Linked DNA regions of Homo sapiens: region 2 is linked to region 1. A link is a loop called in an ENCODE intact Hi-C map of the cell type or tissue named here. Cell type or tissue: heart right ventricle. All regions are shown on one strand. Links, peaks and the distances in the headings refer to the core of each region. The heading gives the core; the rest is flanking DNA.

Region 1 (15,835 bases), core at 344-8,343:
TAGTTTGTGAGAAATTCTTATTTGTTTAAATAAATAACTTATTATTGGTTTAACTTATACCTACTTTTGGCAATAGTGAACAGCTTCAAGAGATCAATATATAGTTGAAAGTAGGGAGAAAGACATAATTGTGCTCTTATTTTAATGTCTGAGTTTTATAAGTAAAAAGACTGGCAGACAGCCACAGTGGCTCACGCCTGTAATCCCAACATTTTGGGAGGCCGACGCAAGTGGATCACGAAGTCAAGAGATCGAGACCATACTGGCCAACATGGTGAAGCCCATGTCTGCTGAAAAAAGTAATACAAAATTAGCCAGGTGTGATGGCACATGCCTGTAATCCAAGCTACTCGGGAGGCTGAGGCAGGAGAATAGCTTGACCTGGGAGGAAGAGGTTGCAGTGAGCCGAGATCACGCCACTGCACTCCAGCCTGGTGACAGAGCAAGACTCCATCCCCCCCAACCCTCCCCTAAAAAAAAAAAGACTTGCATTTCTCAAATGAAACTTTTGTTTTGTTTTGTTTTTTAATTTCTAGACCTAGATTTAGAATTTGGAGCTGCAGATTTAGGTCCTGGATGGGTGGAGTAGCAGCAGGTGTTACCTGCAATTGTGAGCATTTTAGCAAGAGGAGAAAAAGAGAAGTGGAGATTCTCATGTCTCCATGTCTACTCAATGCACACTTGTTACACTGATTGGGTTTCTGGGCTCCATGGTCTCTGAATCAGTTTCAGGTCTGAAGATACAAGAGTCATTGAAAGAAGTAAAATGGTTAATATCTGCCCTATTAAGTTTGTAGAAATCTAGGCCAGGTGAGGTGCCTCACACCTGTAATCCCAGCACTTTGGGGGCTAAGGTGGGTGGATCACCTGAGGTCAGGAGTTCAAGACCAGCCTGACCAATATGGAAAAACCCTGTCTCTACTGAAAATACAAAATTAGCCAGGCTTGGTGGTGCATGCCTGTAATCCCAGCTACTCGGGACACTGAGGCAGGAGAATCACTTAAACCCAGGAGGTGGAGGCTGCAGTGAGCTGAGATTGTGCCACTGTACTCCAGCCTGGGCAACAAGAGTGAAATTCCATCTAAGAAAAAAAAAAAAAGTTTGTAGAAATCTGCTCTAGCCCCTCTAGAAGTGACTGTGGAGGACTATAGATACCAAATAGGCAGAGACACAATTCTGCCTGCATATTTAGGTGACAGTATGCACTTTACAGCATAACTGTGAGTTGGCTAGAAGCCTGAGAGGGAAAGTCCCCTCTAGAGTAAAGCTTGGTTGGCACCTTATTTGTTTATATTATGTCCGGTAATTCTAGGAAATATAATTTTAAAAAAATTCTCTTCAGCCCCAGAGAAACCACAATAATAGAAAAGAAAGAGGTTGGGCATGCTGGCTTACACCAGTAATCCCAGCTTTGGGAGGCCAAGGCGGGTCGATCATGAAATCAGGAGATAGAGACCATCCTGGCTAACACGGTGAAACCCCATCTCTACTAAAATAAAAAAAAATAAAATAAAATAAAAAAGACGGGCATAGTGGCATGTGCCTGTAATCCCAGCTACTTGGGAGGCTGAGGCAGGAGAATCACTTGAACCTGACAGGCAGAGGTTGCAAAGAGCTGAGATCACACCACTGCACTCCAGCCTGGGAAATACAGCGAGACTCTGTCTCAAAAAAAAAAAAAAAAAAAGAAAAAGAAAACTCTTTCATTACACAATTAAATCTGAATGTCAAATGTATTACAGTCAGTCTGCTTAAGAGATCGAAAAGACATAAAGATGGTTACCATAAATAGTTCACAAGTAGAAGAATTCACAGCACCATGTCATACATAGTTCATCCTAAATTCACCTGGACATTGGGGAGGTCATCCATATATGCTAATTGGTTATATTCAATGACAAAATAACCTTTTCACATCTTCCTGACAAGATAGTTCTGCAACTTGAAGCCAGCTGCCTGCTGAAGGCAGACTTTCACTCTTCTACAAAAGTGGTTGAATAGGGTGCTATCTTTTTGGCTACTTGCATTTTAAAGCAGTACCTCTCTCCTCCCTGAGGACGGGGTTACAGTACTCCGGCTTCCCCTCTTCTGGTGGCCAGTGTCCTCTTTTGTTTCCTACCATCTGCCACTGCGGTATGGACCACAGCACAGGGCTCACAGCTGGCAGCTCACATCATAGGTGAACGCCAATTGCCATAGCAGCACTTTAGTGTCACATCAAAGAGTGAAGCCTGAGCTGCAGGAAGAGAGCCTCCCTGGGTAGAACTGCACCTTCACAATAACGGAAATGAGAGCATTATTTAAGCCACAGTTTCTATTTATAATGGTGACATGGAAAATATACTGCTAGATTTCCAGCATGCATCCAGATAGAGATAGCTCCAAGAGTTCTCACTGTGACAGCCACGTCTTTCACAGACATTATGGGATACTAATAGGGCTTCTAAAACAGATACACAAAGCATTCTACAGAAAAACAGCTCTCACTCTGAGAAAGATTATATTGAGAGAAAAAAAAGAAGTTAAAAGCATCTTAAGAAAAAACTGAAATTAGATATAAGATTGATCAAGTCAGCCAGAAAATATTCCTGCAAAAACAATTTCTCTCTAAATACCCAAAGTGCATAGCTACTCTCAGCATGAGAAACATGAGTATTATGAAGAAAAGAGGTATATTATCAGCAGAATCATAAAATATTTTTTCTATCTCTGCTGCTCTCTAATTTTCTAGCCTTTGAATGCAGAATCTATATTCAAATATATCTGACAACTTCCACCAGCACTTTGATAAAAAATTAAAATCTGACTGTGTTAATATAGTGGAATATACATGAACCTGCAAGGTAGCTAACTGGAGAGCTACTACAGTTTTTGGGTGGCCACATCATCTGTCTTTATTTGTCCTACAATAGCAGCATTCCAATTTGTGAAATGAAAGACATTGAAATTATGCTTACTTATAATTATCTCTATTGGTTAAATTAATAAGCATAGCAGACTAATATCTACTGTAACAATGTGGTAGTAAAATTTCTTTGGATATTAGATATAAATATGTAAGTAGGAATAATTTTAACATACTAGTCATAATGTATGTAGGATTTTTTAAAAAATTTCTGTAACTGTATTTCAATTGAAAAACTTTACATTTCAAAAGTATGAATCACAATAATAAAAGAATTAAGGAATTCATTCAAAGTAGACATTGTGGCTTTATATTCATACTATTGTAGAAAATACTATTAAATGTATATGAATGCAGGTTGTCTAACAACACCACACATAACTATGCTAATTGTACTGAAGTAATAAATAGAAACCAAGGTATGACAATATACTCCACTGTTCAGTTTATAAACTGTACTATTTTTGCTTTTGTAGTGTAAGTACTTCAGCCTGTAAATAATCATGTTGGATAAACAGGTTTCTGTCAATCAAATTACCAATATCTTTTAGTCCTTATAATTCTGTTTTGCTAAATTTAATCCTATTTTTATGCTAAACTTTTGTGTGCTCTTGGAATGAGTTTTACTGTGAACAAATCTGTGTCAACTTTAAAAGACTAAAAATAATAAGAATAACCTTTTGCCAAAGCAGAAACAAAGCAATTAATCTCAGGTCCCAGATAAAGACAATCGTGAGTAAAAAAAAAATAAATACATAACAAAGATTTATTTAGCTGTTAATGATTTACATATATTTCAAAAAAAGGAGATAAAAATCTACACATAATCTAAGTGTTTTAAGAAAAGAGATTTTAGTAAGATATTTTCTCTTATTTTTATGTGGACTAATTAAGCCTCTTATTTCTAATTTATATTTTCTTTTACAACAGCTAGGTCTCTAAACATGTTCTTGAACTCATGGACATCTACATTTTGCACATTGTGCACACAGGAAAGAATGTTTACGGAAGAAAAAGCAGAAAAGAGAAAGGTGTTATATAAAATTCATGGGTTCATATGAATAAAGCAAGTTCTTAGAGACCTATGAAGAGATTTAGATTCTGACACAACAATAGTGGGAGACTACAACATCCCACAGGCACTAATAGACAGATAACTGAAGAAGAAAATTAACAAAACATTAGAACCTAAACTCAACACTTGACCAAATAGTCCTAATAGACATCTACAGAACTCTTCAGCTTGACAAAAATATAATTCAACAAAAAGAAAACAACTTGAAACCATACAATTACATAAAAATTAAACAACCGGCACTTGAATAACTTCTTGATAAATAATGAAATTAAGGCAAAAACCAAGAAGTTCTTTTAAACAAATAAGAACAAAAAAACAGGCCAGGGCTGGGCATGGTGGCTCATGCCTGTAATCCCAGCACTTTGGGAGGCCGAGGCAGGCAGATCATGAGGTCAGGAGTTTGAGACCAGCCTGGCCAAGATGGTGAAACCCCATCTCTACTAAAAATACAAAAATTAGCCCATCATGGTGGCACATGCCTATAATCCTAGCTACTTGGGAGGCTGAGGCCAGAGAGTCGCTTGAACCTGGAAGGCAGTGGTTGCAGTGAGTTGAGATCGTGCCATTGCACTTGGCCTGGGCAGCAAGAGCGAAAATCCATCTCAAAATAAATAAATAAATAAATATAAATAAAAATAAAAAACCAACACATCAGAATATCTGCAATACTGCTAAAGTAGTGTTAAAAGGGAAATTTATAGCATTTAATGCTAAAAAAGTTTGAAAGATCTTCATTTGACAACCTGACATCATAAATAAAAGAATGAAAGAAGCAAGAGCAAATCAATCCCTAAGCTAGCAGCAGACAAGAAATAACCAAAATCAGTATCAAGAAATCCAGGAATTAAGTCTATGAAAAAAAAAATAAGATAAATAAACCACTAGCTAGATTAATGAAGGAAGAAGGGATGATCCAAATAAACACAATTAGAAATAACAGGAGACATTACTATTGACCCCACAAAAATATATTTAAGTCTACTATTAATACCTCTGTGCACACAAACAAGAAAATCTAAAAAAAATGAAAATATTATTGAACAAATACATCCTTCCAAGAATGAACAAAAAAGAAATCAAAGCCCTAAATAGATGAGTAAGAAGCTCAAAAATTGAATTAGTAATAAAGAGCCAACCAACCAAATAAAGCCAAGGACCAGACAGATTCACAGCTGTGTACAAAAAAGTGCTGGTATTATTTCTACTGAAACTATTTTAAGAAATTAAGAAAAAGTAACTTTTCTCCAACTTATTATATAAGAACAGCATTATTCTGATACTGAAACCTGGCTGAGATTAAAAAAAAAAAAATCAGGCCAATATCTTTCAACATTCATGCAAAAATCCTCAACAAAATACTGACAAACCAAATTTAGCAGCATATCAAAAAAGCTAACCCACGATGATCAAGTAGAATTTATTTTGGGAATGCAAGGTTGGTTCAACATACACAAATCAAATCAATAAATGTGATTCATCACATAAACAGAACTAAAGACAGAAACCACAAGATTACCTCAATAGATGCTGAAAAGGCTTTTGATAAAATATAACATCTTTTATGTTAAAAACTCAAAAACCTAGGCATTAAAAGTACATACTTTACAATAATAAGTTATTTATGACAAACTCTCAGCCAACATACTGAATGGACAAAACCTGGAAGCAGATGGGTGCAGTGGCTCATGCCTGTAATTCCAGCACTTTGGGAGGCCAAGGCAGGCGGATCACCCGAGGTCAGGAGTTTGAGATCAACCTGGCTGACATGGCAAAATCCCATCTCTACTAAAAATGCAAAAATTAGCCAGGGGTGCCTGTAATCCCAATTACTTTACAGGCTGTGGAAAGAGAATTGCATAAACCAGAAGGCAGAGTCTGCAGTGAGCCAAGATTGTGCCACTGCAATCCAGCCTGGGAGACAAAGGGAGACTCTATCTCAAAAATAAAGGAAAAAAACAAGCTTGAAGCATTCATCCTCAAAAATTGGCACAAGGCAAAGATGCCTTCTCTCAACACTTCTATTCAACATAAAATAGGAAGTCCTGGTCAGAGCAATCAGGCAAAAGACAACAAAAAAAGGAACTTAAACAGAGAGGAAGTCAAGCTATCCCTTTTTGCAGACAACATAACTCTATGTCTGGAAAACTGTATAGTCTTGGTGGAAAAACTCTTTAAACTTACAGACAACTTCAGTATCATTAAGGATACAAAATAAATGTACAAAAATTAGTATCATCCCTGTAAATCAGCAACATCCATGCCAAATACAAATTATAAACACAATACCATTAACAATTGCTGCAAAAAGAACAAAATATCTAGGAATACAGCTAATCAGGAAGGTGAAAGATCTCTATGATAAGAATTACAAAACAACGCTTAAAGAAGTAAGAAATGGCACAAACAAATGGAAAACAACTTTACACTCATAAGTAGAAAATATCAATATCCTAAAAATGGTCATACTAACCCCAATATTTACAGATTTAATGCTATTCTAATCAGATGACCAAAATATCTTTAACTAAAAAAAAAAAAAAAACTATTGTAAAATTCATATAAAACCAAAAGAGTCCGAATAGCCAAGGTAATCATAAGCAAAAACAACAAAGCTGAAGGCATTAGATTACCTAACTTCAAATTATACTACAGAGCTACAGTAAACAAAGCAACATGGAACTGGTACAGAAACAAACTCATAGACCAATGCAACAGAATAGGGAGCCCAGAAATAATGCCACATACCTACTACCATCTGATCTTCAACAAAGATGACAATAGAAATGTGGAAAGAATTCCCTATTTAATAAATGGTGGTGGAATAACTAGCTAGCAGTATGTAGAAGACTGAAACTTTATTACACCATATACAAAAATCAACTCAACATTAATTAAAGGCTGAAATATTTATTTGAAAATTATAAAAGACCCTGGAAGATAATTTAGGAAATACCATTCTAGACATAGAAACTGGCAGAGATTTCATGATGAAGATACCAAAAGCCATTGCAACAAAAGCAAAAATTGACAAATTGGACCTAATTAAACTAAAGAGCTTCTTCACAGCAAAGGAAACTATCAACACAGTAAACAGACAACCACAGAATAATAGGAAATATTTGCAAACTATGCTTCTGACAAAGGTGTAATATCCAGAATCTATAACAAACTTAAACAAGTTTACAAGAAAAAAAAGACCTCACTAACAAGTAGACAAAAAACATGAAAAAGATGCTTTTCAAAAGAAGACAAACGTGGCTAACAAGCATGTAATAAAATGCTCATCAATAATCATTAGAGAAATGCAAAGAAAAACCACAAGATGCCATCTCACATCAGTGAGAAGGGCTATTAAAAAGTTAAAAAATAGATGCTGTCAGGGTTGCAGAGAAAAGGGAATACTTATACACTGCTGTTAAAGAGTGTACATTAATTCAACCATTGTAAAAAGCAGTGTGGTAATTCCTCACAGAACTAAAAACAGAATTACCATTTCACCAAGCAACCTCATAATTGGGTATATACCCAAAGAAATACAAATTATTCTATCATAAAGATGCATGCACAAGCGTGTTCACTGCAGCACTAGTCACAATAACAAAGACATGGAATCAACTTGAATGCCTATCAATGGTAGACTGAATAAAGAAAATACGGTATGATCAGGCACAATGGCTCATGCCTGTAATCCCAGCACTTTGAGAGGCCAAGGCAGGTGGATTGCCTGAGCTCAGGAGTTTAAGACCACCCTGAGCAATATGGAAAAATCCCATCTCTAAAAAAATACGAAAAGAAAAATTAGCTAGGTTTAGTGGTGCATGCCTGTAGTCCCAGCTACTTGGAAGTCTGAGGTACAAGAGGATTGCTTGGCCTGGCGGGATGGCTCACACCTGTAACCCCAGCACTTTGGGAGGCCGAGGCAGGCAGATCACCACGTCAGGAATTCAAGACCATCCTGGCCAACATGGTGAAATCCTGTCCCTACTAAAAATACAAAAATTAGCTGGGCATGATGGTGGTGGGCACCTGTAATAGCAGCTATTCAGGAAGCTGAGACAGAAGAATCACCTGAGCTCCGGAGGAGGAAGTTGCACTGAACCAAAATCACGCCATTGCACTCCAGTCTGGGCAACAAAAGTGAGACTGTCTCAAAAGAAAAAAAAAAAGAAGATTGCTTGAGCCTGGAAGGTTGAGGCTGCAGTGAGCCAAGATCATGCCACTGCACTTCAGCCTAGGCAACAGACTGAGACCCTGTCTCCAAACAAAATACATAACATAATATAAAATACAAAGAAAATAAAATACAAATACAATACAATAAAATACAAATAAAACAAGAGCAAAACTCAGTCTCAAAAAAAAAAAAAGATATAACCCCAAAAAAGTGAAATAAATGTATTGAACCAAGAAAAAAGGTGGGAAAAGATGAAGCACAAAGGTGAGAAACAGCTGTGATCAATAAAATTCTCATCCTTTGTGTTCTCCAGGAAGACTTTAAGGGAAAAAAAAAAAAAAAAAAAAGAAAGCCACCTCTTTCCATTATGACTGAAATGGTGCTGTTTTCTTACCTATCACACAGCCAGAAAAACGCTTTGTACTTTTTCTTTTTACTCACTGAAAAACAAGCTGACTTTGTCTTCAGTAGTCAACATAAAATACTTCTTAATCAAGCTTAGGTTTATTCTCTTCCCACAGGATATGAACTTTGAGCTTACCCTCAGTCTGAGCCACCATACAACCCCATTTTATGTCCCTCCTAAGAACATACTGACGTCCGGGTAAAACATTCTCTAATCTAAAATCTGATTTTATTACACTCAATTTAAACATTCCCCTCCAACCTCCTTTCTAATCTTGTTTGCTTTTCTCTGGAAGGCAAAGCCCTTTTCTGCCTAATCTTTGCAATCTTTAAAACTCTTGGCCTGGCGCGGTGGCTCACACCTGTAATTCCAGCACTTTGGGAGGCCGAGGCGGGCAGATCACGAGGTCAGGAGTCTGAGACTAGCCTGATCAACATGGTGAAAGCCCGTCTCTACTAAAAATACAAAAATTAGCCGGGCTTGGTGGTGCGCGCCTGTAATTCCAGCTACTCAGGAGGCTGCCTGGGTGACAGAGCTAGACTCTGTCACAAAAAAAAAAACAAAAACAAAAACAAAAAAACTTAGTTGCTACTTTCTCCTGTTGCAATACTCCTTCGAAATTCAATTTTTTATATACATCTGTTTTATTTTTAAAAGTCTAGAAACTGCCTCAAAACAATAACAACTCCATCTTCAGTAAGACCCTCCCAATCTCCTTTATATTAACCTTATCTGCATCTGCCTGTGGATCCCCAGCATTCCAAGGCTCTGTAGTTTCTCTCAGTATAGAGGCTTCTTCCATGTCTTGGATAATCAGGTTGGGAAATTTGCAGGGGAGGTTCCCCAAAAGGAACTGGGCCTTAATAACCTCCTTTTGCAGGCTCAATATTAGCCTCAGCTTGGAGTCACTGGGCTTAAGCTTTAATTTCCATGTCAGAGTTATTAACTTGGTTTGTGAAACTAAGTGTTAGAAAAATTCAGCAATATTACTCAAACACAGTGTTCACATAAGGGAAGAAACTTTTAAGGTGCTTACATTTTATATCTCAGTAAGAAAAGCAAAATCATTTATTCCTTTCAGACAATTATTTTATTATTTGTATGAAAAATCATGTAGTAAACAATCAGTCGGCAGGGCGCAGTGGCTCATGCCTGTAATCCCAGCATTTTGGAAGGCCAAGGTGGGTGGATCACCTGAGGCCAGGAGCTCGAGACCAGCCTGACAAACATGGTGAAACCCAAAAATTAGCCAGGTGTGGTGGCAGGCACCTATAATCTCAGCTACTCAGGAGACTGAGGCAGGATAATTGCTTGAACCCAGAAGGTGGAGGTTGCAGTGAGCCAAGATCATGCCACTGCACTCCAGTCTCAGAGATAGAGCAAGTCTCCCTTCATCTCAATAAGAAAAAAAAAAAAGAAAAGATTAAAATAATATAAAAATGTACACTCAAGGACAAATAGTTGATAAAGTGAATTAGGGAGGGGAAATTGGCATTTGGGAATATCAGACGAAACTGGAAATTTAGTATTTTGCTGTAAGCCAGAGTTAGGCTGGAGGAATATGGGATGAGGGGTGGACTTGAGGTCCTGCTTGGCACACATGTGAAAAATTCAGGGAAAAATCCGTCACCATTGGAGTGTGAAAATAATTAAGTGGCAGGCAATTAGACTGAGGTGGCTCTAGTCCCCGGATTTGTACTTCTAAAAAATAATCTAAACTCAAGAGCATTTTTTGGTAAATTACTACATTGCCGGAAACAAGCTTCAGGCTTAACCAACTATAAACTGCCAATTAAACTCTGATTACATAACCAAGATATTTCCACCCTGATGTGTAAAAATTAAGAAACTAGGGCTGGCGCAGTGACTCATGCCTGTAATCCCAGCACTTACGGGGCCGAGATGGGTGGATCACCTGAGGTCAGGAGTTCGAGAAGCCCCTTCCACAGACCATAAATTAAAACCATAGCTGGGTGCTCTACAATTTTTGAATCACCCTTTGATTAAATTATTTAATACTTTCATTGTGACACCCATACATTTTTAATAACCCTGAGTCAGGATTCTGCCCTGATGATTCTCCCGTGGTCCCTGCACAATCTGGGAGAGATGTGGCGCTACTGGTGCAGAGCTGCCCAGAGAGGGCTCCAGGACATGGCACAGCCAATGCACTGGGAAGACAGGACGCCCGGGGGCCCGGCTGTCAGCCTAGCTGCCATCTTATGGCTGCAGGGGACGGATGCCAACCTGGGCAAGGAGAACTCAGGGTGCAGATTGTGGAGCTGACTGCGGGGAGGCCTGAGTCCCACCACAGCTGCTTCCCACCAGTTCCAACCAGCCCTTGCCCCTCTCCAGATGTCGGAACTGGCAATCTCACCATTTCTAGGCTTTCAGCGGGTCCTGGCGTCTTTGCTGTGGATCTCCAGTACCTGCAGGTCACAGGGCCACACAGGCTGGGACTCTAAGTCAGAGGACACAGAGCAGTGAAGACGACACCTGGAGCTCCATCTGCAGCTAGAGACACAGTCCCCCCAACTACAACCTGGAAGTCGCTCTGTCTGCTCCAGTTGTGTGTGTGATTGGACAGTTTCCAGTCCAATGTCGCTGACTGGATATCGTTCAAGACCCCACCTTCTCAAGGCCCTGAGTGACAGAAGATGTGATCAGCCTAACACAAGAGAGACAGCCTAAGTTGCAGCCTTTTCAGGGAGGACTTCCTCCCTGAACTGAGCCAGGCCCACCCCAGAACATGGGAAAATTCTCTTTTTTCTTTCTTTTTCAATGTATTCAAAATGTGAACCAAAATATTTTATGTATATTAACAATACATAAAATTATTGTTCAAGAGAAAATCAGGCCGGGTCCAGCGGCTCACGTCTGTAATCCCACCACTTTGGGAAGCCTAGGCGGGTGGATCACGAGGTCAGAAGTGCCAAGCCAGCCTGACAAAGGTGGTGAAACACCGTCTGTACTAAAAATACAAAAAGTAGCCGGGCACAGTGGCGGGCGCCTGTAATCCCAGCTACTCAGGAGACTGAGACAGAGAATTGCTTCAACCCGGGAGGTAGAGGTTGCAGTGGGCCCAGATCATGCCACTGCACTCCAGCCTGGGCAACAGAGCAATACTTCATCTCAAAAAATAAATAAATATATACATACAAAAAAGAAGCTGGGGGGCAGGCGCAGTGGCTCATGCCTGTAATACCAGCACTTTCCAAGCCTGAGGCCAGCAGATCACCTGAGGTCAGGAGTTCTAGACCAGCCTGGACAACATAGTGAAACCCTATCTGTACTAAAAATACAAAAAATAGTTTGGCTTCCTGGTACATGCCTGTAGTCCCAGCTACTCAGGAGACTGAGACTGCAGTTAGCCGAGAGTGTGCCACTGCAGTCCAGCCTGGGTGACAGAGCGAGACTCTGTCTCCAAAAAAAAAAAAAAGTAACACAATATCATCTGTGATTTTGTTCCTTGATGACACTGTCTGTGCCACCCGAGAGCTTTATACAATATGTGAGAGAGTGGTAATTCTCTAGGACCTTGGCAAAAAGAGGAGACTAAGGATTGTGCTTGTTTTCCTAAGCCTAGCTAGGAGAGAGAGTAACTCTTTTATTGCCTGGTTCAAGGTGTGAGAATCATCATAGCAACTACAAGCTGGGGCAAGATATATGTCACAATTACATCAGTGAGTAGAGAGTAAGCAGAAGAGTCACATCACCTGGGGCTTGTCTAAAGATGTTACAATCTTTTTTGAAGGAAAGAACCAGACAGGAGAGTCATATCACATCACCTAGGTACCTGGTCAGGGATGCATTAAAATCTATTTCTATAAGATGGCTGCTGGTGGCAGGCAGACTGGATGCAGTGGCTCATGCCAGTTATCTCAGCCCTTTGGGAGACCAAGGCAAGTGGATCAACTGAGGTCAGGAGTTCGAGACCACACTGGCCAGCATGGTGAAGCCCCACCTCTACTAAAAATACAAAAATAAGCCCAGTGTGGTGATGCATGCCTGTAATCCCAGCTACTTGGGAGGCTAAGGCAGGAGAACCACTAGAACCCAAGAGGCGGAGGTTGCAGTAAGCCAAGATCACATCACTGCACTCCAACCTGGCTGTCAAAAAAAAAAAAAGAAAGAAAGAAAAAAAAGAAAAGATGAGCACAGGCCACAAGTCACATCTTCTGGGTGCTGGGCCCAGTGATATGTTACAAAGCTCTCAGTGAGCAACACCCTGAGAGGTGAGACACACACCTGGTGGCTGATCCCAGTGATATGTTACAATCTTTTCTTTGTGCATGAAGCATGTAGGCGAGGACAGTCATATTTCATAGGATATGGATCCAAAACATGTCACAAGGCCACCTGTGGGCAGGGCCCAGGGAGGAGCTTCCCATCCCGTAATGTCAGACCCAATAATATGTAACAATATGCAAAATATGCAAGGTCCAGTCAAAATACGAGTTACATCATCTAGGTGCTGGGTCCAGTGATACATCACAATTCCCTTATGGCAGGGTAGAGGCTGACGAAGAGTCACATCACTACCTAGGTGATGAATGAAAAGGTATTTCATAATACTCTTGTGGTCAGGGCTTACGTAGAAGACACATCATCTGGGTGGCAGACCCAGCTATATGTCACAATGCAAAATGTTTGTAGGGCCCAGACAAGAGAAAAGAGTCCCATCACATAGGTGCTGGGCCAAGTGATACATCACAATCCCTTTTTGGTCAGAGTCCAAGCAGTAGAGGAAGTCACATCACCTAAATGCTGCATCCAGCAACATGTCACAATGCCCTGAGAGGACAACCCAGGAAGAAAAGTCACATCACCTTGGTAAAATGCTCAGAAAGATGTTATAATGCTATCTTTTCATAGGGCTCAGGAAGAAAATGAGAGTCAGATACATAGGAGCTGGGCCCAGCTATATGGCACAATCACTACAGTAGGCAAGGCCTTGGCATGACAGGAAGGTCACATCACATAGGTGCTGGGCCCAGAGATATGTCACATTTCCTACTGTGGACAGGTACAGAAAGATAAGGAGAGACCTATCATTTAGGCGACTGGCCAAGAGATATGTCAAAATGACCACTTGGGCAGGAGTCAAGCAGGAATATCACAACCCTGTGGGCTGTGCCCAGTAATAAATCACTGTCGCTTCTGTTAGCATGACCCAGGCCCAAAGATATATTGCAATCTAACCTACGGACAAAACGAAGATAAAAGAGGAGAGTCACATAAAATAGTTGATGGGCAGAAAACTCATATCATCTATGGGCAGGGCGCAGCAATATGTCACAACGTATTATGTAGGCAGGTCCAAGAAAAAAAAGTAATATCGCTTTGGTACTTAGTTCATTAATATTTCACCATCTTTCCTGCAGGAAAAAGTAAGAAATAAAAGAAAAAAATCAACCATATGCTGTGAAAGGTCACGATTCTTCCTGTGAGCAGAGACCAGGTAACACAAGAGAGTCACATCACCTTTGGGATTGGTGCAAAGACATTCATTCATTCTTTTTTTTGTTTTGTTTTTGTTTTTTGAGATGGAATCTCACTCTATCACCCAGGCTGGAGTGCAGTGGCACGATTTTGGCTCACTGCAACCTCCACCTCCCGAATTCAACCAATTCTCCTGCCTCAGCCTCTTGAGTAGCTGGGACTACAGGCACCAGTCACCATGGCTGGCTGCTTTTCGTATTTTTCTTTTTTTAGTAGAGACAGGGTTTCACAATATTAAGCAGGCTGGTCTTGTACTCCTGACCTTGTGATCCACTTCCCTCAGCCTCCCAAAGTACTGGGATTACAGGCATGAGTCACCACACCCAGCCACAAAGACATTTCAAAATGCCGCCTATAGGCAAGGCCCAGGCATAAAAATTACATCCCCTGAGTGTCACACCCAGTAATATGTCACAATGGCCCAAGTGTGCAAATCACAGGCAGAAGAGTCACAAATTGTCAATGCAGGGCCCAGCGATGTCACAATGTCATCTGAAGGCAAAACCTAAAAGAAGAGAAGAGTCACATAAGCTAGGTGCTGGGTGTAGCAATATGCTACAATTTCTCTGTAAGCAGGGACCAGGCAGAAGATGAGACCCACATCACCTGGATGCTGGGCCCAGTAATATGTCAACCATCTTTCCTGTCTTTATTAAGACCCAGGCAGGAGAAACACATCATCTGGTTGCTGACCACAGCAATATGCCACAGCTTTCCATGTAGGCAGGGTGCAAGCAGAAGATGAGAGTCACATCTCCTAGGTGAGGAATGCAGAGACATGTCACAATGTCCCCTATAGGAAGGGCACAGGTAGGAGACTCTCATCCCTTAGGTGTTGAGTTCAGCAATATGTCACAATACCCAAATATGCGGAGCCTGAAAAAAAGAGGAGAGTCACATCACCTAGATGCTAGGCCAGTAATCTGTCACAATTTCTCTGTGAGCAGAGACCAGGCAGGAGAAGAGAGTAACATCAGTATGGTGATGGACATTGAGTTATGTCACAAGGTCCCCTGCACGCAGTCCCAGAAAAAAAAAGTTACATCACCTGGGTGTTTAACCCAGCAATATGTAACAATGTCTAATGTGATATATTGAGCCCCAATATGGCACAACATGTAAGGCACATTTGGGAGAGTCACATAACATGGGTGCAGGATTCACCCAAAATTGACAATACTTAAAATTTGTTGGGTCCCCAAAAAAAGAAGAGTCAAATCACCGAGGTGCTGGATCCAGTGATAAATCACAATCTTATCTTCAGACTGGGACCAGGCAGCAAAATCATATCACTCAGGTGCTGAACATAGGCATATGTGATAATCACTCCCGCAGGAAGGTCCAGTAATAAATTAACAATCCCGCACAGGTCCCAGTTCTAGGTAAGAGAATCACCACATTTTCTATGTTGGGTCTAAGTACAGTACTGACAATTTCACCAATGAACTGGATTGGCACATGAGAGCCTTCATTCCTCCTGTAAACTGTGTTTACTCTGGCCCTAAGCCCAGGTAAATTTTTCATGGGTCCAGATAGAATTTTCACCCGCTAAAGTACTGGATTTAGAAATAAATCATCATTCCAACTCTGGCTGGATGTTCACATATGACAGTCACAATTTTAACTGTGGATTGTATTATGGTGACAATTCTAACAATTGGTGGGGTGTGCACATGAGAACCACAATCTCACCTGTGTGCTGAACCCTGGAATGACACTCACTGTACCACAAGAGATGTGTATAGTATACAAGAAAGTGGTAATTTCCT
Region 2 (15,835 bases), core at 4,191-12,190, 420 kb after region 1:
TTCAGCTTTGTTGTTTTGCTTATGTTTACTTTGGCTATTCAGACTCTTTTTTGGTTTTATATGAATTTTACAACAGTTTTTTTTTCATTCTGTTAAAAATATTTTGGTCATTTGATATCGAACAGCATTAAATCTGTAAATTTTGGAGGACAGTATGATCACTTTTAGGATATTGATTTTTTCTATTTATGAGCATAAAGTTGTTTTCCATTTGTGCCATTTCTGACTTCTTTAAGCATTGTTTTGTAATTCTTATAGAGATCTTTCACCTTCCTGGTTAGCTGTATTCTTAGATATTTTATTATTTTTGCAGCAATTGTGAATGGGATTATGTTTATGATCACATTTGGCTTGGATGTTGTTGATTCACAGGGATGCTACTAATTTTTGTCCATTTATTTTGTATCCTAAAATTATTTTTTTCCAAAGGCATGTAAAAATATATTTTTACTTTAAAAATAACTTAGTTACAGTAGTACTTTGCCTGTATCTTACCAACATGTAGCTGACAGTTAAAATTTTGCAATGTAGATATAATATATAGGGATATATAAGAACTACAAGAAAATCTCCAAAACCCGTAAAATTCAAATGTGAAAACAGAAAAGTTTTAACACTGGAGAATTCTCTACGGTGAGCCCAAGCAATATATAGAAAAGAGTCTAGAAAAAAGGCTGAGGTGTTAAATATGTTTTTACTTCCTCTTGCTCAGAAAATGTTGGAGTGCTGTAAAGTTCTGTAAATTTCTAATGTGACACGTCCAGCCCTTTGTAGCTAGTGCCAATCCTGGCCAAGCTAGATTTCTTGTGTGTCTGCAAACAATATCTGAGCCAAACATCACCAATGCCTGCTGAAAATGGATTCTGACTGACAGATTTCCTCGTTTTGCCAAGACAGGATTTTTTTTTTCTAAATTGTTTTTGCAAACAAGCTATAACAGGTAAAAAATAAAAATGCTTTATAAGAATATTATTTTAGAAAACCCATCACAAAACTGCAAATACAGCTTCAGAAGCCCTTCTGTTCAACTGCAGTTAGTTTAGTTTGTTTTTGTACCTTCTACCCCAAAGGAAATAAGTTCGCATCCTGTTACTTATTTTTTTCCGTGACATTCAGCCCCTCATCCAAAAGTGAGGGCCCAATATCAAGCTGCAGGGGGAGGAGGGAACCTGTAAGATCAGAGAGGGACTCCTCTGACTTAGTCTTTCCCTTGATGAGCTTGCATGACGCGGGATGGTGAAACATGTCTTCGGCTGGCCATTCGGGGTACTGTTCGGACAGGTTGGAGGAGTGGCTGTCCCTGCCCTGTCTGGACTGAGATGCGGAACCGCTGGAGCCCCATGAGGTGTCTCCCTGGTGGACTGTCCCGTTCTCCAACAGACTGCTTTTCTCCTGACCTTTTTCCTCCATGACGGGCTCGCAGCTAAGCCTTGGCAACTTTGCTGGCCGAAAGGACTCCTGTTTGGAATTAAAGTTCACCGGTGACAATAAGAGCAACATGAGAGCTTGGGACCCTCCAGTGATCGTGAGGGAGATGGTATTTTTGACCACTGAGGAGGGTGTTTCTGTGAACACAGAGTCTGAGGTGCTGTTGGCCCGGAAGAACTTACTATGCCCGGGGAGCTGACCCAGGTGTGCTTTCTCCTAGTTTCCAGGTAAAAGCTCATTGTTCCCTTGAAGAAAGGAAATATCTCCAAAGACGTCATGCTTGGCCCTCTTTGCCGATTTGGATGGTATGGCAAAAGCCTCCAAGAGGGGGACTGATGATATCGGGAGACAGAATGTCTCAGTTTAAATTTCTTTCCTTTCTTGTTATTGGCTGCTTTCAGGTAAATTGGGGCCTTGGCTGGCATTTTGGAATTTGAGAATGTCTGTTTTGCAAGCGGAAGAAAGGGCAACTTTTTTCACAGATGGTATATGTTTCTGAAGAATCTTTTTCGTTAGGAACTGTCAAATTTTTCTCAAGTGGCTTCAGAAGTGGCTCTAGCTGTGCGCGGTTCCGGCGTGGTGGGCGGTGACCTGCAGGGAAGCGAGGCCACCTGAGTGCACTGCCCTGGCCAGGCTGCAGCTCCCCAGGTCCCTTGCAGCCCGGGATTGGTTGGGCGCGGAGGGCTGTATCCTGAAATTATACTGAAGTTATTTGTAAGTTTAAAGAGCTATTCTGCCAAGTCTCTACGGTTTTCCTGATGTGGAAACCTGTTGTCTGCAAACAGGGATAGTTTGACCTCCTCTGTTCCTGTTTAAACGCCTTTAATTTTAATTTTAATTTTTTTTTAGATGGAGTTTTGCTTTGTCGCCCAGGCTGGAGGGTAGTGGCACGATCTCGCTAACTGCAACCTCTGCCTCCTAGGTTCAAGCGATTATCCTGTCTCAGCCTCGTGAGTAGCTGAAATTACAGGCACGTGACACCACGCTTGGCTAATTTTTGTATTTTTAGTAGAGACAGGGTTTCACCATGTTGGTCAGGCTAGTCTCGAACTCCTGACCTCGTGATCCACCCGCCTTGGCCTCCCAGAGTGCTGGGATTACAGGTGTGAGCCACTGCATCCAGCCAAATGCCTTTTATTTTTATCTTTTGCCTGATTGCTCTGACCAGGACTTCCAATTTTATGTTGAATAGTAGTGTTAAGAGAAGGCATCTTTTGCCTTTTGCCAGTTTTCAAGGAGGAATATTTCAAGCTTTTTTTTTTTCTTTTTGAGGTAGTCTCCCTTTGTCTCTCATGCTGGAGTGCAGGGGCACAATCTTGGCCAACTGCAGCCTCTGCCTTCTGGGTTCAAGCGATTCTCCTTCCTCGGCCTCTTGAGTAGCTGGGATTACAGGCACCCGCCACCACACCTGGCTAATTTTTGCATTTTTAGTAGAGATGGGGTTTTGCTATGTCAGCCAGGTTGATCTCAAACTCCTGACCTCAGGCGATCCACCTGCCTTGGCCTGCCAAATTGCTGAAATTACAGGACTGAACCACTGTACCCATCCGCTTCCAGGTTTTGTTTATTCAGTATATTGGGGCTGAGGGTTTGTCATAGATAACTTATTTTAAAGCATGTACCTTCAATGCCTAGGTTGTTGAGGATTTTTAACATGAAAGATGTTAAAATTTACCAAAAGCTTTTTCTGCATCTACTGAGGTAATCTTGTGGTTTCTGTCTTTAGTAGTTCTTTTTATGTGATGAATCACATTTATTAATTTGTGTATGTTGAACCAACCTTGCATTCCCAAAATAAATTCTACTTGCTCATAGTGGGTTAGCTTTTGGATATGCTGCTGGATTTTGTCATGATTTTGTTGAAGATTTTTGTATCAGTGTTCAAAGATACTGGCCTGAATTTTATTGGTTTGTTTTATCTCTGCCAGGTTTTGGTATCAGAATAATGCTGTTCTTATATAATGAGTTGGAGAGAAGTTACTTTTTCTTAATTTCTTAAAATAGTTTTAGTAGAAATAATACCAGCACTTTTTTGTACGTCTGGTCCACCTGTGAATGTCTGGTCCTTGGCTTTATTTGGTTGGTAGGCTATTTATTACAGTTCAGTTTTTGAGCTTCTTGTTCATCTGTTTAGGGCTTTGATTTCTTTTTTGTTCATTCTTGGAAGGATGTATTCCTTAATACTTTTTTTCATTTTTTCTAGATTTTCTTGTTTGTGTGCACAGAGGTGTTCATAATAGACTTCAAGATGTTTTTGTGGGGTCAGTGGTAATATCTCTGTGTGTTTGGTTTGTATAATTTTGAGATTTTTGAATTTCCTGAGGATTTTTTTATTTCTGATTGTGTGGTCAGTATGTGCCACGTGGCGATGAGAAGAATGTATGTTATGTTATTTTTAGATGAAGAGTTCTGTAGATACCTATTAGGAATATTTGGTCAAGTGTTGAGTTTAGGTTCTCATATTTTGTTAATTTTCTTCTTCAATTATCTGTCTATTAGTGCCTGTGGGATGTTGTAGTCTCCCACTATTATTGTGTCTGAATCTAAATCTCTTCATAGGTCTCTGAGAACATGCTTTATTCATCTGAACCTATGAATTTTATGTAACACCTTTCTCTCTTCTGTTTTTTCTTCCATAAACATTCTTTCATGTGCACACAGTGTGCAAAATTTAGATGTCCAGGAGTTCAAGAACATGTTTAGAGACCTGGCTGTTGTAAAAGAAAATATAAATTAGAAATAAGAGGCTTAATTAGTCTACATAAAAGTAAGAAAATATCTTACTAAAATCTCTTTTCTTATAACATTTAGATTACGTATATATTTTATCTCCCTTTTTTTGAAATATATATAAATCAAATAACAGCTGAATAAACCTTTTGTCATTTTTTTTTTTTTTTTTTTTGTCTCAGGATTGTCTTTATCTGGGACCCGAGATTAATTGCTTCGTTTTTGCTTTGGCAAAAGATTGTTCTTACAATTTTTAGTCTTTTAAAGTTGACACAGATTTGTTCAGTCTTGCTCATTCTAAAAGCACACAAAAGTTGAGCATAAAAATAGGATTAAATTTAGCAATAAAGAATTATAAAGACTAAAAGATACTGAGTAAGTTGTTTGACAGAAACCTGATTATCCATGATGATTATTTGCAGGCTAAAGTATTTATACTACAAAAGAAAAAAGAGTTCAGTTTATGGCTGGGCGCGGTGGCTCATGCTGGTAATCCCAGCACTTTGGGAGGCCAAGTCGGGCGGATCACCTGAGGTTGGGAGTTATAGACCAGCCTGACCAACATGGAGTAATCTTGTCTCTACTAAAAATACAAAATTAGCTGAGCATGGTGGCGCACGCCTGTAATCCAGCTACTCGGGAGATTGAGGCAGGAGAATCACTTGAATCCAGGAGGTGGAGGTTGAGGTGAGCCGAGATCATGCCGTTGCACTCCAGCCTGGGCAATGAGAGCAAAACTCAGTCTCAAAAAAAAAAAAAAAAGAGAAAGAAAAAAAGAGTTCAGTTTATAAACTGAAAAGTGGAGTGTGTTGTCATACCTTTGTTTCTATTTATTCAGTACAATTAGCATAGTAATGTATAATGTTTGTAGACAACCTGCATTCATATACATTCAATAGTATTTTCTGCAAGAGTATGAATATAAAGCCACAATATTTACTTTGAATGAATTCCTTAAATAGTTGTTTTAATATTGTGATTCATAGTTTTGAAATGTAGTTTTTCAACTGAATTATAGTTGCAGAAAATTTTTTAAAATCCTACATACATTATGAGTAGTATATTAAAATTATTCATAATTACATATTTATATCTAATATCCAAAGAAAATGTATTACCAAATTGTTACAGTAGAGATTAGTCTGATATACTTATTAATTTAACCAATAGGGATAGTTATAGGTAAGTATAATTTTAGTGGCTTTCATTTCAGAAATTGGAATGCTGCTATTACAGGACAAATAAAGGCAGGTGATTTGGCCACCCCAAAACTGTATAGCTGTTTAGTTAGTTATGTTGCAGGCTCACATATATTCCATTATATTAACACAGGTTTTAATTTTTTTAATCAAAAAGTGCTGGTGGTAGTTGTCAGATATATTTCTATATAGATTCCACATTTAATGGGCAGCAGATTAGAGAGCAGCAGAGATAGAAAAAAATCTTCTAAAATTCTGCTGATAATGTGCCCTTTCTTCATAACACTCATGTTTCTCATGCTGTGAGTAGCTATGCACTTTGGATATTTAGAGAGAAATTATTTTTAGAGGAATATTTTCTGGCTGACTTGATCAATCTTATATGTAATCTCAGTTTTTTCTTAAGACGCTTTTAACTTGTTTTTTTCTCTCAATATAATCTTTCTCGGAATGAGAGCTGTTTTTCTTTCTAATGCTTTGTGTATCTGTTTTAGAAACCCTATTAGTATCCCATAATGTCTGTGAAAGACATGGGCTGTCACAGTGAGAACTCTTAGAGCTATCTCTATCTGGATGCATGCTGGAAACCCAGCAGTATATTTTCCATGTCACCATTATAAATAGAAACTGTGGCTTAGATAATGCTCGCATTCCCATTATTGTGAAGGTGCGATTCTACCCGGGAGGCCTGCAAGCTCTCCTTCTGCAGCTCAAGCTTCACTCTTTTTTTTTTTTTTTTTTTTTTTTTTTTTTTTTTTTGAGACGGATTTTCCCCCCATTGCCCAGGCCAGAGTGCAATGGTGCAATCTCGCAATCTCGGCTCACTGCAACCTCCGCCTTCTGGGCTCAAGGGATTCTCCTTCCTCAGCCTCCTGAGTGCTTGGATTACAGGTGCCCACCACCATGCCCAGCAAATTTTTTATTTTTATTTTTAGTGGAGATGGGGCTTCACTATGTTGACCAGGCTGCTCTTGAACTCTTGACCTCATGATCTGCCCACCTCAACCTCCTAAAGTGCTGGGATTACAGGCATGAGCCACCGCACCCGGCCAGACTTCACTCTTTGATGTGACACTAAAGTGCTGCTGTGGCAATTGTCGTTCATCTAAGATGTGAGCTGCCAGCTGTGAGCCGTGTGCTGTGGGCTGTACCACAGTGGCAGATGGTAGGAAACAAAAGAGGACACTGGCCACCAGAAGAGGGGAAGCAGGAGTGCACTAGTCAAGTCCTCAGGGAGTAGAGAGCCAGTGCTTTAAAATGCAAGTAGCCAAAAAGATAGCACCCTATTCAACCACTTTTGTAGAAGAGTGAAAGTCTACCTTAAGCAGGCACCTGGCTTCAAGTTGCAAAACTACCTTCTGCCATGAAGATGTGAAAAGCTTATTTTGTCATTGAATATAACCAATTAGCATACATGGATGACCTCCCCAATGACCAGGTGAATTTAGGATGAACTACCTATGACATGGCGCTGTAAATTCTTCTACTTGTGAACTAATTACGGTAACCGTCTTTATTTCTTTTCAATCTCTTAAGCAGATGGATTGTAATGCATGTGACATTCAGACTTAATTGTGTAATGAGACAGTTTTCTTTCTGTTCTATTACTGTGGTTTCTCTGGTGCTGAAGAGAATTAATAAAAATTATATTTCCCAAACACTGTGTAGAATTACCAGACATAATATAAACACATAAGGTGCCAACCAAGCTCTACTCTAGAGGGGACTTTCCCTCTCAGGCTTCCAGTCAACTCACAGTTACGCTGTAAAATGTGTGCTGTCACCTAAATATGCAGGCAGAATTGTGTCTCTGCCTATTTGGTAGTTTCATTTTCTATTTAGAATCAGCCTGAGTCTCTCTTGCTGGCTTATTATTGGACCATCAGCCCAGGGTCACTGGAAATGCTCTCACAGTCACCTAGGTATCTTTGAGACATTTGAGAATCTCCAGAACAGAATTGTGTCAGGCTGACTAGAGTGGTTAATTTTGCTTCTAACTTAGTGTAAAAGAAATGAGTCATCCTGTGTTTGCTCCTCCCCTCATACAAGAGATGTCTTTGGTTGGTACCCAGGTGAGAGTTTCTCTAGTTCCCTGGTACTTGAGTGAAAAATGATGAGGAGGTCTGGAGACTCAAACAAATAAACTAATTGCTTCCAATTCATATAGTCATTAGAAAAATAGATGAAGCAGTCATGGTCCCTACCATGCAAGAACTTTTAGTCTAGACTAGCAACTGGATAAGTGGTTTAATTATGCATCAAAAGGTTGGGTACAATAAATAGATGTGTGCAAAAATATGGGCTTTATTTGGGCCGTTTTCTTTATATTTTTGTGACTTGTGATGTCTACACCTGAACATATATTAATAAACAAAAAAGTTATTATTTGTATTTTTTATGCCCTGCTAAGAATACTTATTTATCATCTAAAAAATTATTCTAGAAAACCTTAAGGGATTTGTTTAAATTGCTTATTAGTATGTGATATAAAATTGAAAGGGCAGTGGGGCTAAAAAAGATTAAAATTACACAAACTCTGAGATTTAAGTTTCTGTTTTCGTTTTTGTTTTTTAGCTAAGTTTAAAAAAAGAAACGGAACTAAAAATACTCCCCAGTGGCATAAAGAACAGAATTTTACATCAACTCTACACCCTGCTTCAGCCCTGTTTAGATTCACCCTTTTTGAAGGCCTTATTTAAGTCTTGCCCTACCCTGGAGTTTTGCCTCGCAGAACTAACTAGTAGAGATCAGAGTTTTGGGTAATGAATCCTGTTGCCTTTTTAGAGTTGGTGCTCACACTTTTCTGAAACCCAATAGCAGATAAATGGAAAAATAACATGTATTATAGGGTCTTAATTTAATAATTTTATATTAAAACCAGTGTTTACAGAGACATTCCATTTAGCAACTTGTTTTCTGTTCCTGCAGATACAGTAGTTGATTCACAAGTCACAAAATAGTAAATATAAACATAATAATTCATCTAAATTACATTACACTCTATCTGTATCCCTCTCATCTGTCTATATTTAGATTTTATTCTATGCATTTTTTTAAAAAAATGAGTGACAAAAACAGAAGAAGAAATAAAAATGCTGGATCCTTATTCTAAATCCTTGGGATTATTCAACACTTAGTATCAACTCACAGGGTGTTATTAGAATTAAATCAAATAATGAATTATCACAGTGCTCTGTAACATCCTGTTGATTACATAGTACCTGCTTAATAAACATTGCATTAGTACATGTGCACATGTTGTTTTCCAAATGCAGACTTACTCAGAAATTGCTGTTTTCTGTTTTCTTTGTGAACTTTAAAGAGCCAGCAAGTAGTATACTTTAAGATAGAGAATGGTTGTCTTCATTTGTATCAGAAGTATTTGTGTTGTGACAGGAGTGCTGAGTGTAAGGGACTCTGTGCTGTGCCTCATTTTTCTAACAAATGCTAATAATGAGACCAGAGAGAGTGACATCAGCACTGACAGGGGACTTGTTTAGAACACCCATTTATGGACCATTTCCAAACCTGCAGAATCACATTACATAGAGTGGGGCCAAGTTTACCAAGTGATTTATAAGCTAATTAAAGCTTGAGTGGCAATGCTTAGGTAAGTGGTTATAAGCTCAGGATTCTAATTAGAAGCACATGGCCAATTCACAGAACTCTCTTGTGCCCTTTTCACAGTTTCTGTTTAATGTTCTGAAGATAGCATCTATTTGTTTTAATTAAGTGTCTCCTGTGACTCTAAGGTGCCAGAATCAAGTATGAGAAGTTTAAGATACATTCATGAGAGTTAAGTTCCACCTTTGCACTAAAGGGTGGTCCAGGAACCTGTTCTATTTGGATTTGGTAAGGACAGGACAGTGTGGCCAATATTTGTATTACTGTAGCAGAAATTGCTGATGTCCGTAGCAGGGGAGGGCACCTGAGGACAAAAAAAAAAGAGAAACTTATATTTTTATCTCTGTGGAGCAGCTCATTGTTCTGAATCTTTTCTGTTATTCAGGACAGAAATGGGTAGAGTTTTTGTGTCTTGGGCCTTCTGCCTTTGGGTGTGGTGGTAATAGGTAAACATGTGCTCAAATTATTAAAGGCAAATTCTCAAAATGCAGACATAATTAGTCCAGAAAAACTCATCTGAGAAAGAATTTGAGAGGAGGAGGAGAAAGAGAAAAAATGGCTTTTTTTCAGCTAAACATGTCTCAGATCAAGAGCTGTGTCCACTCTGCCTCGTGGAATGCCACGCGTTTAGTACTTGCAAATTTTTACTTCTGTACCTGTATTTTTTCTCCCTAATGAGTTTGTCTTAACTACTTTTAAAAATGCTTATGATAGGCCAGGCGTGGTGGCTCACGTCTGTAATCCCAGCACTTTGGGAGGCCGAGGCGGGCAGATCACCTGAGGTTGGCAGTTTGAGACCAGTGTGACCAACATGGAGAAACCCTGTCTCTACAAAAAATACAAAATTAGCTGGGTGTGGTGATGCATGCCTGTAATCACAGCTACTCGGCAGGCTGAGGCAGGAGAATTGCTTGAACCCGGGAGGCAGAGCTTGTGGTGAGCCGAGATCGTGCCATTCCACTCCAGTCTGGGCAACAACAAGAGCAAAACTCCGTCTCAAAAAAAAAGAGAAAAAAAAAAAAGCTTATGATAGTCAAGGATCTCTGAAAATATTTCTTTTCTATCTACCAGAGCCTTCTCTGCATGATGGCTTCTTATATGCCATGCAGAATTCTCACCATGAATTTGTGATCTGCAATATTAAAAATGTTCTCTTTGTGGCTGTTGAACATGGAAAGGTGTGGATAATCTATTTCTATGGAGAAAACCTGGGATTCTTAGTGAAGATGGAGAACATATAATGTTGAGGTTCTGTTTTTTTATTATCTCTGTGCATTACAGGATTAAGAAAGTGCTCATTTAAACAGGATGGCATTTATTACCCAGAAAGTTTGGAAAAAATTATCAGGATATAGCTGCTTATTAGGGTGTTAAAGAAAGTACTTAAAATCACTATTAAAAATTGTAGAACACGGAAGATACCTGTACCTTGAACTTTCCATGCAACTGATATTTTCTTATGGTTAAATTGAGACTGTAATTTACTTTAGTGGGGGCAATATGGTGCATCAGCATACTATAGAAACTTGTCCTAGTGCAATTGGTATTAATAACTCACTTGCTTAATAAGCTCTCTTACAGATTTTTTCACTACAGAGTTATTTTTCTCTTCATCATTAAGTATCTTTATGCAGGTGATGTGCATAAAACATCACATTTAATCTGGCAGCTGCCCTTTTTTTTTTAGGTTTTCTTTGCATTGATCTTTTTTTGGTAAATGAAAGCTCTCATCTTTGTTTACAGGCCAGAAAAACTGAAAAAAACACAGGCTGTTCCACTTACTGGATGTTTGACAGAATAGTCTTTTGGGGTCAAAACATTGGCATTACTAGTGAACTTTTTAGAAATTCAGTAATTCAGACTTTATTTCAGATCTCCTGAAAAAATAATCTGCATTAACAAGATGTCTAGTTTATCATACACATTAAAATTTGAGTGGTACTGGCCAGGCATGGTGGCTCATGCCTGTAATCCCAGCACTTTGGGAGGCCGAGGCGGGAGGATCACGAGGTCAGGAGATCGAGACCATCCTGGCTAACACAGTGAAACCCTGTCTCTACTAAAAATACAAAAAATTAGCCGGGCGTGGTGGTGGGCACCTGTAGTCCCTGCTACTCGGGAGGCTGAGGCAGGAGAATCACGGAACCCGGGAGGCGGAGCTTGCAGTGAGCTGAGATTGCGCCACTGTGCTCCAGCCTGGGCAACAGAGTGAGACTCTGTCTCAAAAAAAAAAAAAAATTTTGAGTGGTACCTTCTAACTCAACGTGTCTATTGTGTCTGAAATATATAACAACTATGCCTTTTTCACCTGAAAAAAATACACAAGTCATTCTGTATTATGTAAATATAACACTCAAAAATGTACTTGTTAATATTTATGCCCTCAATTTTACACTTTATCATCTAGACAAGTATCATATATACACTGATATTGTGGGTATTATGCCACTCTCTTTTCTCAGAGTTAGAGAATACATTACAAAACGTTTGTGTGTTGACAATTATTTTATTGGATAATTTCAGCCACTCTTATAAGTCAGAACCAGTTCTAGTCACTTTCTGATTTTACCTTGAGTCAAATGAAAAATTCTGCCCATAGCCACTTTGTAAATATGTGTGTTTGTGTGTGTTTTTCAGGGACTGTTGACATTTAGGGATGTGGCCATAGAATTCTCTCCGGAGGAGTGGCAATGTCTGGACACTGCACAGCAGAATTTATATAGGAATGTGATGTTAGAGAACTACAGAAACCTGGCCTTCCTGGGTAAGGAAAACTTTAATACTAAGTTTCTAATATAAACTAATGGTTTTACTTCTTTTCTTTTTTTTTTTTTTTTTTTTTGAGACAGAGTCTTGCTCTGTTGCCCAGACTGGAGTGCAGTGGCGAGATCTTGGCTCATTGCAAGCTCTGCCTCCCAGGTTCACACCATTCTCCTGACTCAGCCTCCGGAGTAACTGGGACTACAGGCGCCCACCACCATGCCCGGCTAATTTTTTTTTTTTTTTTTTTTTTGGTATTTTTAGTAGAGACGGGGTTTCACTGTGTTAGACAGGATGGTCTCGATCTCCTGACCTCATGATCTGCCCGCCTTGGCCTCCCAGAGTGCTGGGATTACAGGCTTCATTTCTGTTTTGTAGAATGTTTTCTGGAAATTTATGCTTTCAGATTTCTGTTTTCAAGAAAATCCTGGGGATTTGTTTGTTTAGAAAAGAATTTCCTCAAGATGTTTCATCTTGACCTGAACTTTCCACATTCCTGAGCTGATCTGTGTCCTTCACTTTAGATTAGTGGTAATTTCAGAAGTTTTGTGGCATAAAATACTGTTACTCACACCTTAAAATCTAATTGCCATCACCAGTTTTTGATACAGTAGTACCAAGCAGTAAAATTAAGAACCTATAAAATTAAAATATCTTCTAAATATTTAAACATTTCTGTTACAAATTAGTATATTGGGACAATTTATTAGAATATTCTATTATATGCTCTTTACTGAGCACATTACTAAGTTGGCAGGTGGAGAATATGAGCAAGACTCATGTTAGTTATTTTTAATAAAACAGGTATTGCTCTCTCTAAGCCAGACCTGATTACTTATCTGGAGCAAGGAAAAGAGCCCTGGAATATGAAGCAACATGAGATGGTGGATGAACCCACAGGTAGGTGAGAGTGAATACAACAGACGACAAGGATGAGAGGCCCAAAGTCAAGAAGAAAGCAGGTCTTTAAAGTGATCTGAGAAGCTGTGTTCCAAAGGAAATAGTTTCTGGGAAGCCTGAATTTTTTTTTTAAATTATGCTATCACTTCTGTTAATGCTTATAAAATCTCTAAGAATTCTACTTTCCCTTCAATGATCTTTCTTCAAGTTTACAGTGACAGCCAGAGTACTGTTCATGGCATAGAAAAGAGTGCATTTTGCTAATTTTACATTTTGCTAATTTTTTGCATTTTACATTTTGCTAATTAACTGAGTGTATTCATTAGTTTAAACAGGTTTTAAAGTACTGTTTATTTATATATATATATATATATATATATATATATATATATATAAGATTACATGATCTACAAAAAGCAACATTTTACTTACTGGTCTTCAATTTCAATGACTTTAAATTTTTCTTTTGACTGTTTTGTCTTCCACATACTTTGAGTGCTATGTTAAAATAGAAGCATTGACAATAAGAAACAATAGTTTTGCATCGGTGACTGTAAAGAAGGAGCAAACACTTGTTCAAGTATTTATAGACTGGTTTCAGAAAGTAAAAATCTATTTTTATTGGGTCCTCAGAGTGATAGAATGTCATCTGGGTTTGTAGTGAAGAAGGGTTGTAGCTTGGTCTTAAGTCTGCTGGGTTTGCACAAGGGTCCACCTTTAGTTGTGTTGTTAAAAGGGGCTTGGATAGTTATAATTCTCATTTAATTTTTGGACAGAGTGAATATCCTTCAGGACTTTGCTCTGCAGGGCAGACCCAAGGGCAGGTTTCTGCAGTCAGGTCTGCATATGGTGGGCTTTATATGAGGATGTGGATGAGCATGGCTTTCATCTAGTACAAGAGAGGATTTTCCCACGTTACTTTGGGTTTCTACATAGGCAGAACCGGCCATGAACTGTGGCTCAGAGAGCTGGAACTGAATCATGGACCTGCTTCAGGGACCACAGTAAAGGCCAAAGTCTGCAGGCCTGCTGCATGGCTATAAATGGGTGTCTTCCTCCAGGCCTCTGGAAGGGCAGAACCTCCCCAAGTCTGTAGCTGGGAAGAGTTTGGGATGGTTACAGAGTACAGTTCAAAATTCTCAGTGGAACCAAGTTAAGTGGAATATTTTCTTGTCTGTAGCCAAAAACAGTAGTCCTGTAGTTTGCTGCCTGAATGAGGCTTGCCTTCTAAAAAGGATTACCTTCGATCTTGGGCTTCAGCAGAGTTTCATAACTCCCATCCTGGATCTCAGAGCTCTCTTAAAGGCACTTATTTTTGAGATGGGGTCTTGCAACATAACCCAGGCAGGTCTTAATATTTTGACCGGAAGCAGTTCTCCAACTTTAATGTGCCATGTAGCTGTCATTACAGGTGTGAACCATGATGCCTGGTTCTCTCACAAACGCATTTTTGTCAGGAATGGCTGCCAAATTTTCTTGCTGTCAGGAGATAAGCAAATAGGGCATCTTTTTTTTTTTATCTTATTAATGTCACTCTCCATATAAATTTTTATTTTTATTTTCTACTTCAAATTTGTCTGTAGTTTTGGATTCAGACATTTAGGACAATATACTAGAATGTACATGTTGTGTGTGAGTTAGGTAATTAGTATACAGGCAGGCAAATAGGAATTACAGAATTTTCAGCCACTTTTGTCAGCCTGTAACTAAATAATAACATAATGTATTCCTCAAATATTTGTTTTATACATGAAGCTCTAACCATATTTTGCTAAATATATACATAATTTAGCAATTTAAGGCTATAGTTGGTTCTAAACTTGAATTACAGTAATTTTATTTTGTGTAAAAATAGCACATATTTAAAACATAAAAATTGACACTAGTTTCTTTTAAATGCTTATCTATTAAGTTTCTCATTAGCATCTCCTATTTATGATTGTACTACATTTTCTCTGGGATTTTATTGCCATACAATAGATACCAGTAATTTAAAGTGCCTGCCTTCCATGACTGCACAGTTAGTCAAACATTGCCGTTTTCTAGACAAATTATTTGTTAACGTACATTAATGTTGCCAACTAGATTTTATGAGTAAACATTTCTTTCATTATTTTCTTGCAGTTCTACATTAGTGTGTTTTTTAGTGTAAGTTCCTTAATATGAGTTTATTGTTTTTTGGTTTTACTTATGTATTATAATTTTAGACAATTTGCAATTCTGTTTGTATACTTTAAGTCAGTGTGGGATTTAATTAAAAGATAAATGAGCCATATGTCTATCACAATCAGATTATATATGTGTGTTTTTATGTCTACAAATATGACCCCAGTTTTGGTTATAGCTTATCTTGTATATATTCTTTCTTATCTCATTTTTTTTTCTTTTTTGTTTTTGAGATGGAGTTTTGCTCTTGTTGCTGAGGCTGGAGTGCAATGCATGATCTTGGCTCACTGCAACCTCCACCTCCCAGATTCAAGCGATTCTCTTGCCTCAGCCTCTAATGTACCTGGGATATCAGGCATGTACCACCATGCCCGGCTAATTTTGTATTTTTCTTTTAGTAGAGACAGGGTTTCTCTCATGTTGGTTAGGCTGGTCTTGAGCTCCTGACCTCAGGTGATCTGCCTGCCGTGGCCTCCCAAAGTGCTGGGATTACAGGTGTCAGCCACCTTGCCCAGCCTCTTAGTTCACTTTCAATGTTGGTTTTGTCTTGTGTAAGTGAGTAGCCTTTGAAATAGCATTATTTTCACCATGTGTTTAATGATGAATATGTATTTCCTTTGTGTGAAAAAAAGTTTTTGTGATTTGAAGGTAATTTTCAAGAAAATTTATAATTCTTTATTTTTTCTGTCTTTTTTCCTAAAATAATTGTTGTAAAAACACATAACATATAATTTACCTTCTTAAATCTATTTCAATGTACATGTCAGGGCCAGGCATGGTGGTGGCTCACTTCTGTAAGACCAGGATTTTGAGAGGCCAGGACAGGAGGATTGCTTGAGCCCAAAAGTTTGAGACCAGCCTGGGCAAAATATGGAGACACCCTCTCTACAAACATTTTTATGTAAGAAATATCCAGGCATGATGGTGTGTACCTGTGGTCCCAGCTACTTGAGAGATTGAGGGGCAGGATTATTTGAGCCTGGGAGTGTAAGGCTGCAGTGAGCCATAATGTGCCACTCTACTCAAGC

What was found. Peaks named below come from ENCODE experiments on the same cell type or tissue, not always from the same donor. Only the 100,000 strongest peaks of a DNase experiment are listed, where the experiment ranks them.
Region 2: it touches region 1 in a loop (8-fold over the local background); 4 of 110 quality-filtered maps call a loop at or near these places.

Annotation. Positions count from the first base shown.
Region 1 is chr19:23,785,881-23,801,715 of GRCh38, reverse strand. The region is part of intron 1 of RPSA2 (ribosomal protein SA 2); the gene reads right to left. It also overlaps the pseudogene BNIP3P39. Among named protein-coding and RNA genes, the nearest start is that of RPSA2, 31 kb to the right of the region's middle. In heart right ventricle, for the core only: no CTCF peak of the experiment used is centred there; no DNase peak of the experiment used is centred there.
Region 2 is chr19:23,370,548-23,386,382 of GRCh38, reverse strand. ZNF91 (zinc finger protein 91) reads left to right here. Exons shown (of 4, transcript NM_003430.4): 2 at 11,619-11,745; 3 at 12,546-12,641. It also overlaps the pseudogene BNIP3P8 and the pseudogene CDC42EP3P1. Among named protein-coding and RNA genes, the nearest start is that of ZNF91, 17 kb to the left of the region's middle. In heart right ventricle, for the core only: no CTCF peak of the experiment used is centred there; no DNase peak of the experiment used is centred there; H3K4me3 peaks cover 1,308 bases; H3K27ac peaks cover 6,123 bases.